4 separate regions of the Homo sapiens genome follow, and all the other regions are linked to region 4. A link is a contact called in ENCODE Hi-C or POLR2A ChIA-PET data. All regions are on one chromosome and are shown on one strand. The core of a region is the stretch at or near the end of the contact, and the rest is flanking DNA. Distances in the headings are between cores, read along the strand shown.

What was found. Hi-C counts contacts between places; a loop is a spot of excess contacts on that map. ChIA-PET counts read pairs that join two places held with the same protein, here RNA polymerase II (POLR2A). Pooled maps may share reads with other maps.
Region 1: a loop to region 4 is called in a pooled map, with 4 times the contacts of the local background. The contact joins the promoter of APOC1 here to the promoter of ERCC1 in region 4. A Hi-C loop is called at or near these places in 1 of 50 pooled maps. POLR2A ChIA-PET finds 5 or more read pairs at or near these places in 2 of 52 experiments (GM12878 and WTC11).
Region 2: a loop to region 4 is called in a pooled map, with 6 times the contacts of the local background. The contact joins the promoter of RELB here to the promoter of ERCC1 in region 4. A Hi-C loop is called at or near these places in 1 of 37 single-sample maps with no recorded cell type and 4 of 50 pooled maps. POLR2A ChIA-PET finds 5 or more read pairs at or near these places in 1 of 52 experiments (HEK293T).
Region 3: a pooled map shows a loop between it and region 4 (4-fold over the local background). The contact joins the enhancer-like site here to the promoter of ERCC1 in region 4. A Hi-C loop is called at or near these places in 11 of 168 maps with a recorded cell type or tissue (A673, CD4-positive, alpha-beta memory T cell, CD8-positive, alpha-beta T cell and 8 more), 8 of 37 single-sample maps with no recorded cell type and 22 of 50 pooled maps. POLR2A ChIA-PET finds 5 or more read pairs at or near these places in 6 of 52 experiments (A549, H1, HEK293T and 3 more).

What each region holds. Positions count from the first base shown.
Region 1 is chr19:44,913,061-44,916,027 of GRCh38, reverse strand. It overlaps APOC1 (apolipoprotein C1), which reads right to left and starts at 1,420. Exons shown (of 4, transcript NM_001645.5): 1 at 1,295-1,420; 2 at 1,079-1,156. The coding sequence starts at 1,136. RefSeq lists enhancers at 349-1,106, 1,107-1,866, 2,625-2,967 and a promoter at 1,281-2,407.
Region 2 is chr19:44,999,907-45,002,975 of GRCh38, reverse strand. It overlaps RELB (RELB proto-oncogene, NF-kB subunit), which reads right to left and starts at 1,512. Exons shown (of 12, transcript NM_006509.4): 1 at 1,291-1,512; 2 at 1-27. The coding sequence starts at 1,396. RefSeq lists silencers at 679-958, 1,279-1,688.
Region 3 is chr19:45,705,767-45,708,981 of GRCh38, reverse strand. No RefSeq gene overlaps it. Among named protein-coding and RNA genes, the nearest start is that of QPCTL, 15 kb to the right of the region's middle. RefSeq lists an enhancer at 1,823-2,052. Within about 2 kb of position 1,626, at least 7 of the 41 ENCODE cell types and tissues checked have a DNase peak (open chromatin) inside an H3K27ac peak, as active enhancers do; they include OCI-LY7, ascending aorta and gastrocnemius medialis, where a contact is called at or near this core.
Region 4 is chr19:45,422,440-45,425,857 of GRCh38, reverse strand. It overlaps ERCC1 (ERCC excision repair 1, endonuclease non-catalytic subunit), which reads left to right and starts at 1,941. Exons shown (of 10, transcript NM_001983.4): 1 at 1,941-2,077; 2 at 2,477-2,588. The coding sequence starts at 2,484. RefSeq lists enhancers at 1,213-1,507, 1,756-1,805, 1,866-1,955.

The DNA of each region.
Region 1 (2,967 bases), core at 171-2,670, 510 kb after region 4:
GTAGCTGGGATTACAGGTGTGCACCACCACACCCAGCTATTTTTGTTTTGTTTTGTTTTGAGACGGAGTCTTGCTGTGTCAGCCAGGCTGGAGTGCAGTGGTATGATCTCGGCTCACTGCAACCTCCGCCTCCCGGGTTCAAGTGATTCTCCTGCCTCAGCCTCCCGAGTAGCTGGGCCTACAGGCGCGTGCCTCCACACCTGGCTAATTTTTTTGTATTTTTAGTAGAGACGAAGTTTCACCATGTTGGCCAGGCTGGTTTCGAACTCCTGACCTCAAGTGATCTGCCCGCCTCGGCCTCCCAAAGTGCTGGGATTACAGGCATGAGCCACCCTGCCCGGCCAAAAATTTGTTATTGGAACCCCCTTAGGTTGGGATACCGGGATGGATAGAGATCCTTGGGGATCATGTGGTTAGAATGGGGAGGAATGGCCGGACGCGGTGGCTCACGCCTGTAATCCCAGCACTTTGGGAGGTCGAGGCAGGCGGATCACAAAGTCAGGAGATCGAGACCACGGTGAAACCCTGTCTCTACTGAAAATACAAAAAATTAGCCGGGCGCGGTGGCGGGCGCCTGTAGTCCTGCTGAGGCAGGAGAATGGCGTGAACCAGGGAGGCGGAGCTTGCAGTGAGCCGAGATCGCGCCACTGCACTCCAGCCTCGGCGACAGAGCGAGACTCCGTCTCAAGAGAAAAAAAAAAAAAAAAAAAAAGAATGGGGAGGAATACTGGAGTGACCTGGTGGGGCTCAAGCTGCTGGGAATTGCCTTACTCAGCACTGACCTCTCCCAGAGCCCCCCACCCAGCTTACCCACTTTCAAGGCTGTCGAAGCAGGACAGCCAATCCCAGAGGTGTGGGCCTCAATACGTCATCGGTTGCTAGTGCTCTCCTGCGCAGATTTGGCGCCTGCGGGACTGAGCCTGGGAGAACCTGGAGACCCACCCGACCACGATGAGGCAACCACGACCCAGAAGGGGCCCCGGAGCTCTCAGAGGTCCTCTAAGCCGGGACCCCAGGCCTGTAGCCACCTTCACTCTTCCAAATCTCCAACTCCGCAATTCTCCCATCCCACTTTTACCTTCCAAGACGATCGACAGAACCACCACCAGGACCGGGAGCGACAGGAAGAGCCTCATGGCGAGGCCGGAGGGGCACTCTGGAGGCAGAGGCAGGGGTTCAGGGGATCAGTGGCACCCTCCTCCCTCCCTACCTCCCTCCCACGATCCCCTCATCTCCCTTTTTGAGTTTCTTGCAGAGTGTAGGCGGGTGTCCCTCCCAGGCACTCAGCACCAACCTGAATCCTTGCTGGAGGGCTTGGTTGGGAGGTCCTGTCCTGCCCGCAGGACCTTTATCAGGCTGGGGAGGGGGCGGGGCAGGTTGATGTTGATCTCCCTCCTCCTGAGCCTTCCCCTGACCGCCTGCCTCCCTCTGTCCACCCACGTTTTTCTCCTCTGCCCCTGTCCCGTGAGCGTTGGGGTCAGGTGGGGTCCCGGGCACTTCCCTTAGCCCCAAAGCCCCTCCCCGTTCAGCACTCTCACCTCTCAATCTTCCTGACTCTGTGGGGTCCTCAGACCACCTTAGTCCCTTTCCCCACTCAGAATGTAGCAGGAGGAGCCGCAGACAAAATTCCTCAGACGCTGAGTTAAGGAAGGGGTTTATTCGTTCGGGGAATGGGCAAGATTCCTGTCTCAAGAGCCGAGCTCCCCGAGTGAGCAATCCCTGTTCCTTTTAAGGGCTCACAACTCTAAGTGGGTGCACGTGAGAGGGTCGTGATCGATTGAACAAGCAGGGGATGCGTGACTGGGGGCTGCATGCACCGGTAATTAGATCGGAACAAAACAGAATAGGGATTTTCACAGTGCTTTTCTATACAATGTCTGTAATCTATAGATAACCTAACGGATTAGGTCAGGGGTCAATCTTTAACCACCAGGCCCAGGGTGTGGCGCGGGCTGTCTGCTTGTGGATTTCATTTCTGCCTTTTAGTTTTTACTTTTTCTTTCTTTGGAGGCAGAAATTGGGCATAAGACAATATGAGGGGTGGTCTCCTCCCTTAAGAAGACAGCCTTGTCCTGTCCCTGTGGCCATCTTCCCTCAGGGGTCTCCCAGTAATAACCCTGTGATCTCATCCCCCCCTCATTCACACCGTGTCCCTAGATCACCTCTTTCCCTCACTTCCCCTCTCTCAGCAAGCCTCCTCAGCCCCAACAACTTTTCCTTTATGTTGCTGGGTCTCCCAGTTGGCCCGGCGCTCCTACCCTGCGTGCCACCTCCAATTTATTCCAGACCAGCCCTTGAAGCACCCCAGACCACCGTGATATTCTCTGGGCTCTTAACTTCATGGTTCTCAGTCTCCCTTTTTTGGGAGGGGAACGGGTCGCCTTAGCTGGATGACACTGCAAAAACCTCACCTGCATTAGCCAGGCATGGTGGCTCATGCCTGTAATCCCAGCACTTTGGGAAGCTGAAGAGGGAGGATCACTTGAGCCTGGGAGTTCGAGACCAGCCTGGGCAATATAGGGAGACCTCATCTCTACAAAAAAGTTCAAAAATTAGCCGAGCGTGGTGGCGCATGCCTGTAGTCCCAGCTACTCAAGAGGCTGAGGTAGGAAGATTGCTTGAGCCCAGGAGTTCGAGGCTGCAGTGAGCTGTGATTGTGCCACTGCACTCCAGCCTGGTGGGACAGAGACCCCATCTCAAAAAATTAAAACCCTCAGCTGCAAAGCTCTGCGTGTATGTCCCTTCTTCCCTTCCACCGGGCCTCACCCCCTTTGGCTGGCTACCTCCCCCAAACACTCTATCTGCTTTTATTCACCCTCTGACGCCCCTCCTGGCACCAAGCCTGCTTCCCACCATCACTACATCCGTCCCCCAAGGCTGGAGTCCAATGCCTTCCCCACCAGCTGCCTTTGACCGCCAGTGACCCTGGCAGCTGGTGGGGAGGGTGTCCTCCGCCTAGCCTCAGAC
Region 2 (3,069 bases), core at 263-2,762, 420 kb after region 4:
GCGAGAGTGAGGAGAGGTCGGGGGACCCTGCAGAGAAGGAGAAACGTCTCAGGAGGTGATGGGGGGCAGCCAGAGGACCAGAGAATATCCCAAGGAAGCCCCACCCCTTCCTCTTCTAGCCCTTCCCCTCTGGATCAGGCCCCTCGCCCTGACTGCCCCCCTGCGTCTGGCCAGGCTTACCAGCTAAATCATGGACAGGTCCTGGCCTTTAGTTTCTGTGGTTCGCCCCACCCTTCATCACACTCAGGGCCCGCTCCTTTTCTCCCTTAAAGTTGGGCCTGGAGGGGACCCCATCTCAATCTCAGTTTAAAAAGTCCCCATCCCGCTGGGCACAAGGGCTCACACCTGTAATCCCAGCACTTTGAGAGGCCGAGGCGTGCGGATCACCTGAGGTCAGAAGTTCGAGGCCAGTCTGACCAGCATGGTGAAACCCCGTCTCTAGTAAAACTACAAAAATTAGCCGGGTGTGGTGGCGGGCACCTGTAATTCCAGCTACTCGGGGGGCTGAGGCAGGAGAACTGCTTGAGCCCGGGAGGCAGAGGTTGCAGTGAGCCTAGATCGTGCCACTGCACTCCAGCCTGGGCGACAGAGCGAGACTCCATCTCAAAAGAAAAAAACAAAAAACAAACAAAAAAAAACATCCTCCTGTCAGGGTCAGACCACTTTTAATTTTTTCAATGTCAAGGCTCCGCTTCTCCGTCTGGAGGCAAGCCCCACCCCCTCCTCATTCTCTGTGTCGGGCCCCGCCCTGCTTTTTTGGGTAACAGGCCCTTCCCCTCCACTCGGCCAGAGTCAGGCCCCGCCCCTTCCCCTTCTTTCGGCCAACTCAGGCCCCGCCCCCTTCCTGCCCTCACGGCCAGGCCCCGCCCCCTCACCCCTCAGCGTAGGGCCCTGCTTCCTTTTTTGAGTCAGGCCCGGCCCTCTTCTCATAGTCCGGGTCGGATCCCGCCCCTCTTCTCCCTCTCTGGGCCCGGCCCCGCCCCGATACCGCCCAAGAGCAGCTTTCGCTCCGCCTTCTCTGAGTCAGGCCACGCCCCCTTCTTTGCCTCAGGGTCAGGCCCCGCCCCCTCTCACTCTACAGCGGGACGCCTCGCTCGAACCTCGGGCCGTACCCCCTCATCACCCTCTGCCTTCTTCCTACGCCCTAATACAGTGTCTCAGGAACCCTCACTCTGCCCCCGCGAAACCCTTAGACTCCCATAGGAACCCCCAGACTACTCCGGGACCGCCAGAATCCCCGCATCTCCAGCCCCGCCCCAGACCCCTCTCCTGAACCCCAGCCCCGCTTACCTAAGGCCCCCAGCTCCGGCGCAGCCGGCGGTCTGGCGACGCGGCGACTCGGCATGGCCCGGCCAGTGGGGACGGACGGCCCAGAGGCTGGCCCAGACCGAAGCATGCACGCGGGCCGGCCGGGCGGCCGGGAGGCACGGTCTGGTGGACGATCGCGGGTCGGACGAGCGGCGCAAGGGCTGGGGCCGCAGGCCGGGCAGGACGCGCGGCGCCCGGGGCTGCGCGGGGCGCGGGGCCGGGCCGGGCGGGCGGCGGGCGGGGGCGGGGCGGCGGAATTCCCCGGCGCCGCCGGCCTGCGCGCCCATTGGTCTGCACCCCGCCGTGACGTCACGCCTGGGGAACGGGAAAACCCCCACGCGTCACGTGATCGCGGGGGCGGGGCCGGCCGGGAAAGGGAGGCTGGGCGCTCAGGAGGGGTTGGGCAGGCGTCGCTGCCCATTGCTCTGGACGAGACAACTGAGGCCTGCTTAGAGCCATCACGCCTTACCCATTGAGCAAGCCGGCAAACTGAGCCGCTCCCCGCTTTGGTCTCCCAGTGGGACTTGAACCTGCCGTTTCTCAGGCTGGAAGGGGAGCTTCAGGATCGAGAGGTTGGCAGGGCTCTACACCTGCCATCCATAATAATATTTCGGAAACCTCCAAGGTCTCGCTACACCTCAGTTTCCTCAACCGTAAATTGAGGATGAAGATATTTAAGGAACGTTTAAAGCTAGCGTGTCAGCTTCAGAATTTATGTTTTGTGCGTTGTTGTAACCCCAACGCCTAGACCAGCGCCTGGAACACCGTAGGTGCCCAATAAATGTTTATTGGAGGCCGGGCGCGGTGGTTCATGCCTGTAATCTCAGCACTTTGGGAGGCCGAGGCAGGCACATCACGAGGTCAGGATTTCGAGACCAGCCTGACCGACATGGTGAAATCCCATCTCTACTAAAAATACAAAAATTAGCTGGGCGTGTTGGTGTGCGCCTGTAATGCCAGCTACTCCGGAGGCTGAGGCAGGAGAATAGCTTGAACCTGGGAGGCGGAGGTTGCAGTGAGCTGAGATCGTGCCACTGCACTCCAGCCTGGGCAACAGAGCGAGACTCCCATCTCAAAAAAAAAAAAGTTTATTGGATGAATGCATGGATGTTTTATTTATTGGTTTGTTCCTCCCTGCAGCCCCTGAAAGTTACCCATAAATAGCCCAGACCACTTTGAGCTCAAAAGCTCAGTTATTCAGTCTGCGAATGGCAGCAGTGTAGCCTCCGTATACATCCTGAGCTGTGTGCCTAAACCCTGAGCTCATCCCTATCACCAGCGCCAGAAGCATATGATAGGATTATTGCAGAAGGGACTCAGGCTGAAAGAGGGGCAGCCATTTGGCTAGATCACATTCCTAAGCCTCTCATATTCCTGAGAACGACTAGGTGATCTATTAGGTTCTAAGTTGGATGCCAGGCGCTCTCAGACCACAGATGCAGGGTTTGTTGTCTTTCCTTTGCTTGTATAAAATTTGGGTGTTCTGGCTAGGCACGGTGGCTCACACCTGTAACCCCAATACTTTGGGAGGCCGAGGCAGGAGGATTGCTTGAGCCTGGGAGGTTGAGGCTGCAGTGAGCTGTGATGACGCTATTGCACTCCAGCCTGGGTGACAGAGTGAGACCTTGTCTCAAAAAGAAAAAGAAATAACTCTGTAAGTTGAATGTTCACAACAATTGTGTGAAGTATATGGTGTTATTGATCCCCACATAGCAGATGAGAAAACTGAAACCCGGCAAAATTAATTTCTCCAAGGTCACA
Region 3 (3,215 bases), core at 377-2,876, 280 kb before region 4:
CTGTAGTCCCAGCTACTCGGGAGGCTGAGGCAGGGGAATGGCGTGAACCCGGGGAGCGGAGCTTACAGTGAGCCGAGATTGCGCCACTGCACTCCAGCCTGGGAGACAGAGCAAGAATCCGCCTCAAAAAAAAAAAAAAAAAAAAAAGAATGATATGTGGGGCTCTGAAGCCACATTTGCTCTCAGGGTGTTTGCTGATGTGGACACACTGGGGTTTCCTACTTGGCAGCCTTACTGGAAGGAGCAGGCAAAAGTCAAGTCCAAAGCCAGCCCACAGTGAGCAACTGCAGGAACTGGGATTCCAGAGAGCTACAAGCTCAGGTAAGGATGACCCGGAAGACTGAAGAGGTATTCAAGAGGCAGAAATCAAATGAAAAAAAAAGAAAGATTCTGATAATCTGTGGTCACAGACTGGCCCTCGGCACAGGTTCGCAGCCAGGTTCACGTCCTGTGTGATACAGGGTACTTCTAGCTGACATGTCTGGCAGAAACAAACACAAGTCCACCTGTGGAAGGAACTGTCATCTAGAAGCCCCACAAATATTTTTGTTTGTTTGTTTTGAGATGCAGTTTCGCTCTTGTTGCCCAGGCTGGAGCGCAGTGGCGCGATCTCGGCACACTGCAACCTCTGCTTCCTGGGTTCAAGTGATTCTCCTGCCTCACCTGCCAAGTAGCTGGAACTACAGGTGCGCACCACCACACCTGGCTAATTTTTTGTATTTTTAGTAGAGACAAGGTTTCACCATGTTGGCCAGTCTGGTCTTGAACTCCTGACCCACCTTGGCCTCCCAAAGTGCTGGGATTACAGGTGTGAGCCACCACGCCTGGCTTTTTTTTTTTTTTTTTTTTTTTTTTTGGATATGGAGTCTCACTGTTGCCTAGGCTACGGTGCAGTGGCACAATCTCAGCTCACTGCAACCTCCGCCTCCCCGGTTCAAGCGATTCTACTGCCTAGGCTTCCCAAGTAGCTGGGATTACAGGGACCCACCACCACGCCCAGCAATTTTTTTTTTTTTTTTTTTTTTTTTTTGGTAGAGATGGGGTTTCACCATGTTGGCCAGGCTGGTCTTGAACTCTTGACCTCAAGCAGTCTGCCCGCCTTGGTCTCCCAAAGTGTTGGGATTACAGGTGTGAGCCACCGCACCCAGCCCACCACAAATAATTTTTCAGGTAATGAGTAGTACACAAATAACCAAACAAATGGAAATAATATGAATAAGAACCAGCAGAAACAACAAAAACACCCACATAGGCTTCACATGATGAAACTGTCAATCACAGATTATAATACAAAATTTATTTTAAACTGTTTAAAAATTTTAAAAGCTTGGAATTATCAGCAAGGAAGCCAAAACTAAAAAAAAAAAAAAAAAAAAAAATCAAAATGGCCTAGTAGGTAGGAAAGGGAAAAAAAACCCACTGACATAACTTTTACAAATGAAAAATGCAAGGCTGGGCACAGTGGCTCATGCCTGTAATCTCAGCACTTCGGGAGGCCGAGGCGGTGGATTGTGACATCAGGAATTTGAGACCAGCCTGGCCAATACAGTGAAACCCTGTCTCTACTAAAAATACAAAAATCAGCCGGGCGTGGTGGCGTGTGGCTGTAGTCCCAGCTACTCGGGAGGCTGAGGCAGAAGAATTGCTTGAGCCCGGGAGCCAGAGGTTGCACTGAACTGAGGTCGTGCCACTGCACTCCAGCCTGAGCGACAGAGCGAGACTCTGTCTAGAAAAAAAAAAAAAAAAGATAAAAGGGTTTGCTGGCTGCGGGAACTTGCCAGGCACCAGCAGCCTCATCTGTACAACAGGGCTAACAGTTCTTACCCCAGATTCAAGCCAAAAATCTGCATAAAGCAGATTAAAGTTAAAATTCTATGGATACTTTTTCTTAACAAATTTCATCTGGCACAAGTGTATTTTTTTTTTTGGTAGTGGTGGGGGTGTATTTGGGGTATTTTTATTTTTATTTTTTTGAGACAGGGTCTCATTCTGTCACCCAGGCCGGAGTGCAGTGACACAATCATAGCTGACTGTAACCTCAAACTCCTGGGCTCGGGAGATCCTCCTGCCTCAGCCTCCCAAGTAGCTGGGACCACAGGCACCATACTAGCTAATTTTAATTTTTTTTGTAGAGACAGGGTCTTTGTTGCCCAGGCTGGTCGGGAACTTCTGGGCTCAAACAGTCCTCCTGCCTCAACCTTCCAAAGGACTGGGATTACAGGGGTGAGTGACCGCACCCAGCCACAGGTACTTTTTGGAAGGGAGATAGGACATGGGGGTTGCGAGCACAGCTGTGAGTGAAAATTTGCACACCATACACAACTCGTTTGCAATTCTCAGTCTCAGCCACCTCACCTGCAAAATGAGAACTGAAATTGTACCTATTTCAGGATTTGTAGTCAGGGAGACTACATAGTTTTGTATATGTAAAAAAAAAAAGTTCTCATGGGCTGGGCACGGTGGCTCACGCCTGTAATCTCAGCACTTTGGGAGGCCAAGGCGGGTGGACACCTGAGGTCAGGAGTTCAAGACCAGCCTGGCCAACATGGCAAAACTCATCTCTACTAAATATGCAAAAATTGGCCAGGCATGGTGGCTCGATGCCTGTAATCTCAGCACTGTGGGAGGCCGAGGCAGGTGGATCACCTGAGGTTAGGAGTTCAAGACCAACCTGATCAACATGGTCCCATCTCTACTAAAAAGTACAAAAATTAGCAGGGCATGGTGGCAGGTGCCTGTATTCCCAGCTACTTGGGAGATTGAGGCAGGAGAATCGCTTGAACCCAGGAGGTGGAGTTTGTAGTGAGCTGAGATCTCGCCATTGTACTCCAGCCTGGGCGACAGAGTAAGACTCTCTCCCCCAAACCAAGAAAATACAAAAATTAGCTGGGCATGGTAGCACATGCCTGTAATCAGCTACTCCAGAGGCTGATGAAGAAGAATCGCTTGAACCCAGGAGGTGGAGGTTGCAGTGAGCCGAGATTGTGCCACTGCAACTCCAGCCTGGGTGACAAGAGCGAAACTCCATCTTAAAAAAAAAAAAAAGTTCTCATGATGCCTGGCACATAGTAGATGCTCAATAAATGTCAGCGAATGTGGAAGAACCTAAATTGAGGACCTATGTTTATCCTCTCATTTGATACCCCGAGTTTCAGCCCTGGAGCTGATTTGGAGGGCAGATGCTCACCTACACAGCGTAGGACTGCTTCCAGGTG
Region 4 (3,418 bases), core at 692-3,191:
AGAATAAATAAAAAGATCAATGAACATAACAGAAATGTCAGAAATAGACGTGTGTGTATGGGAATTTGGTATGTGATAAAGGTAGAATTTCAGAACAGTGGAGAAAAGATCTACCTTTGGTCAACTTGAGACAATTGGTTACATCACTCATAAACAACGACCTCGGTGCACTTTCAAAAATAAATCTTGGCCAGGCACCGTGGCTCATGCTTGTAATCCCAGCACTTTGGGAGGCTGAGGTGGGCAGATCACTTGAGGTCAAGAGTTCGAGACCAGCAGGGCCAACATGGTGAAACTCCGTCTCTACTAAAAATACAAAAGTTAGCCTGTAATCCCAGCTACTTGGGAGGCTGAGGCAGGAGAACTGCTTGAATGTGGGTGGCGGAGGTTGCAGTGAGCCTAGATTGCTCCATTGCACTCCAGCCTAGGCAACAAGAGCAAAACTCCATCTCAAAAAATAATAAATAAATAAATAAATCTTACATAGATTAAAGCCAGATGACCTGCTCATTCTAGGTCATTACTGTTTGGGACCGTGTCTGTGTCCCTCACTGAACTGTAAGCTCTGGGAGGACAACACGGGGCTTTTATCTTTTACGTAGATAAAAGAAATGATAGAATATATCATTATAGCCGTGCACTGTAATCCCAGCACTTTGGGAGGTCACAAAGTGACCTCAGGATCAGCTGAGGTCAGGAGTTTGAGACCAGCCTGGCCAACATGGTGAAACCCCGTCTCTACTAAAAATACAAAAAAAAAAAAAAAAAAAAAAAATTAGCCGGGCATGGTGGCACATGCCTGTAATCCCAGCTACTAAGGAGGCAGGAGAATCGCTTGAACCCGGGAGGGGGAGGTGCAGTGAACTGAGATCGCGCCATTGCACTCCAGCCTGGGTAATAAGAGCGAAACTCCGTCTCGAAAAAAAAAAAAAAAAGAAAAAAAAGAATTTATCATTATGACCCTGGGTTATGGCAGGGCTCTTAACACACCAAAAGCAAAAGTCAGAACGGAACAGATTGATAAATAGTTGCGCATAAACACAAATAACTTCTGTGCCAAAAATAACTAAAGTTAAAGCCCAAAGTAGAAACTAGGAGGAAATGTTTGCAATATGGGTAACTAAGGATTAGAATCAGAATCCATAAAGTACCCCTAGAAATTAATAGTAATAAAAAAGCCATACAACCCATTTTAAAAATGGACAAGGAATATGAGCAAGCAATTCACAGAAGACAAAATTTACAAGACCAATACTTTCACAAAAAACATTCCATTTCCTTAGTAATCAGAGAGCTGCAAGTTAGAACAGTGTGATACTATCCTTTCAGGAAGTGACTAATACTAACTCATCAGCCAGGCCCCTGCTCAGATGTCCCTTCCTCCAGGAAGCCCTTCCGGACTCCGGGGCTGAGTCAGGCGCTCCCCCTGACCCCCATCCCACGGCTCTCCCGGGATCTCCCATCCCAGACCTGCCCATTCTGGGTCAGCACTGGGAACGTGTCTGTGTCCCTTACTGAACCGTAAGCTCCGGGAGGACAACACGGGGCTGTCGTTGGTCACTGCTGTGTCACCAGCACGGACTCGCACAGGACCGGGAAGAGAGGAAGCGCGTGGGGGGAATAGGTGTGGAATAAATGAATGAATGAGGAAACTGAAGCCAAGTCAATGTCTGAGTTGGATTCAAACTTAAGTCTCTCCTTACTGAGAGGAGGGACCAAGTTGGATCTCCTGCGATCTGTTCTCCACTGAGCCCTGCCAGGATTCTGGGCACACAGAAGCGCTCAGTAAGGGCTTTGAAACTTAACAGTTTGGGAGCCAGATCCTCAGGCCACATCTCTCTCCTCCCACGACCTCCGCGGTCCTCCAGAACCATAGAGAGTTGTACAGAGATCGCCCTGCTCTATGCTCTACTCTCCTGGGGAGCGGGGCCAGAGAGGCCGGAAGTGCTGCGAGCCCTGGGCCACGCTGGCCGTGCTGGCAGTGGGCCGCCTCGATCCCTCTGCAGTCTTTCCCTTGAGGCTCCAAGACCAGCAGGTGAGGCCTCGCGGCGCTGAAACCGTGAGGCCCGGACCACAGGTGCGGGAGGCGGAGACTGCGGGTGGAGATTGGCGCCGCGGAAGCCAATCATTGCCGAGTCTGAGAGATGGACAAGGCCAGGCGTGGGGAGGGCGTCCAGATGCTAGCCTCGGGGGCCGGACGAACGGAAGGCGGGGGATGGTGGGGACGGAGCCAATAGAATCCGGTGGGGGCGAGGGGCGGAGCGATGGGACTTGTGGACCTGTAAGGGGCGGGGCGAGCCGAAGGTGGAGGTCAAAGGGGCGTGGCGTTACAGAGCCTCTAGCGCTGGGTGTTGGGGACCTGACGCTATGGAGCTCTCGGAGTTTTGTGGGGGACGGCTGTGAGTGGGGGGTTCCTGCTGCGGGATGAGAACGTAGACGCCAGTGGCTCACTCGCTCCTGGCACCTTCCCTTTCAGGCTCCAGATGGACCCTGGGAAGGACAAAGAGGGGGTGCCCCAGCCCTCAGGGCCGCCAGCAAGGAAGAAATTTGTGATACCCCTCGACGAGGATGAGGTCCCTCCTGGAGTGGTAGGACAAGGAGATGCGGGGCCCCTGGGAGGCTGGGGGCTGTTAGGACGAAGAGGATAGGATGGGGCCTGTGGGACCAGGGTGTGGGTTAGTGGATTTGGGGGCCACGGACGACTTGGGGAAACAGTCCTTGGTCCTCCCCAGGTCCCAGTTTCCCCATCTGTGAAATGGATGGGTGGTTCTAAGAGAGGGCTAAGGCAGAGGCCAGACACTGGCATTCAGCAGGTAGCCCCTGATGTGTTTTACGAGGCCAGCACCCTGATTTTTCAAGACATGAATTTATTGCTCGTGTTTAAGAATCGCCAGGTTTTGCAATCTTAAAAAAATCTACACTTTAGACATATTTTGGTAAATGGAAGGACCTGGCAATATTGAAATCTCCTTCCCAAGGGAAAACAATCGACGGGTGATGAGCATTGGCTATGAAGAAAAGGAAAGTGGGCTAAGGATGTAGGGCATGATGGGGGAGAGGACCTTCCTACTCTATTTATTTATTTATTTATTTATTTTTTTGAGACAGAGTCTCGCTCTTTTGCCCAGGCTGGAGTGCACTGGCACCATCTCGGCTCACTGCAACCTCTGCCTCCTGGGTTCAAGCGATTCTCCTGCCTCAGCCTCCCGAGTAACTGGGATTACAGGAGCGCGCCTGGCTAATTTTTGTATTTTTAGTAGAGACGGGTTTCACCATGTTGGTCAGGCTGGTCTCGAACCTCAAGTGATCCGCCCACCTCGGCCTCCCAAAGTGCTGGGATGTACAGGCATGAGCCACCATGCCTGGCCCCTTCCTACTTTAGATAGGAAGGTCAAGGGAGGGCCTCTCTGAGGAGGTG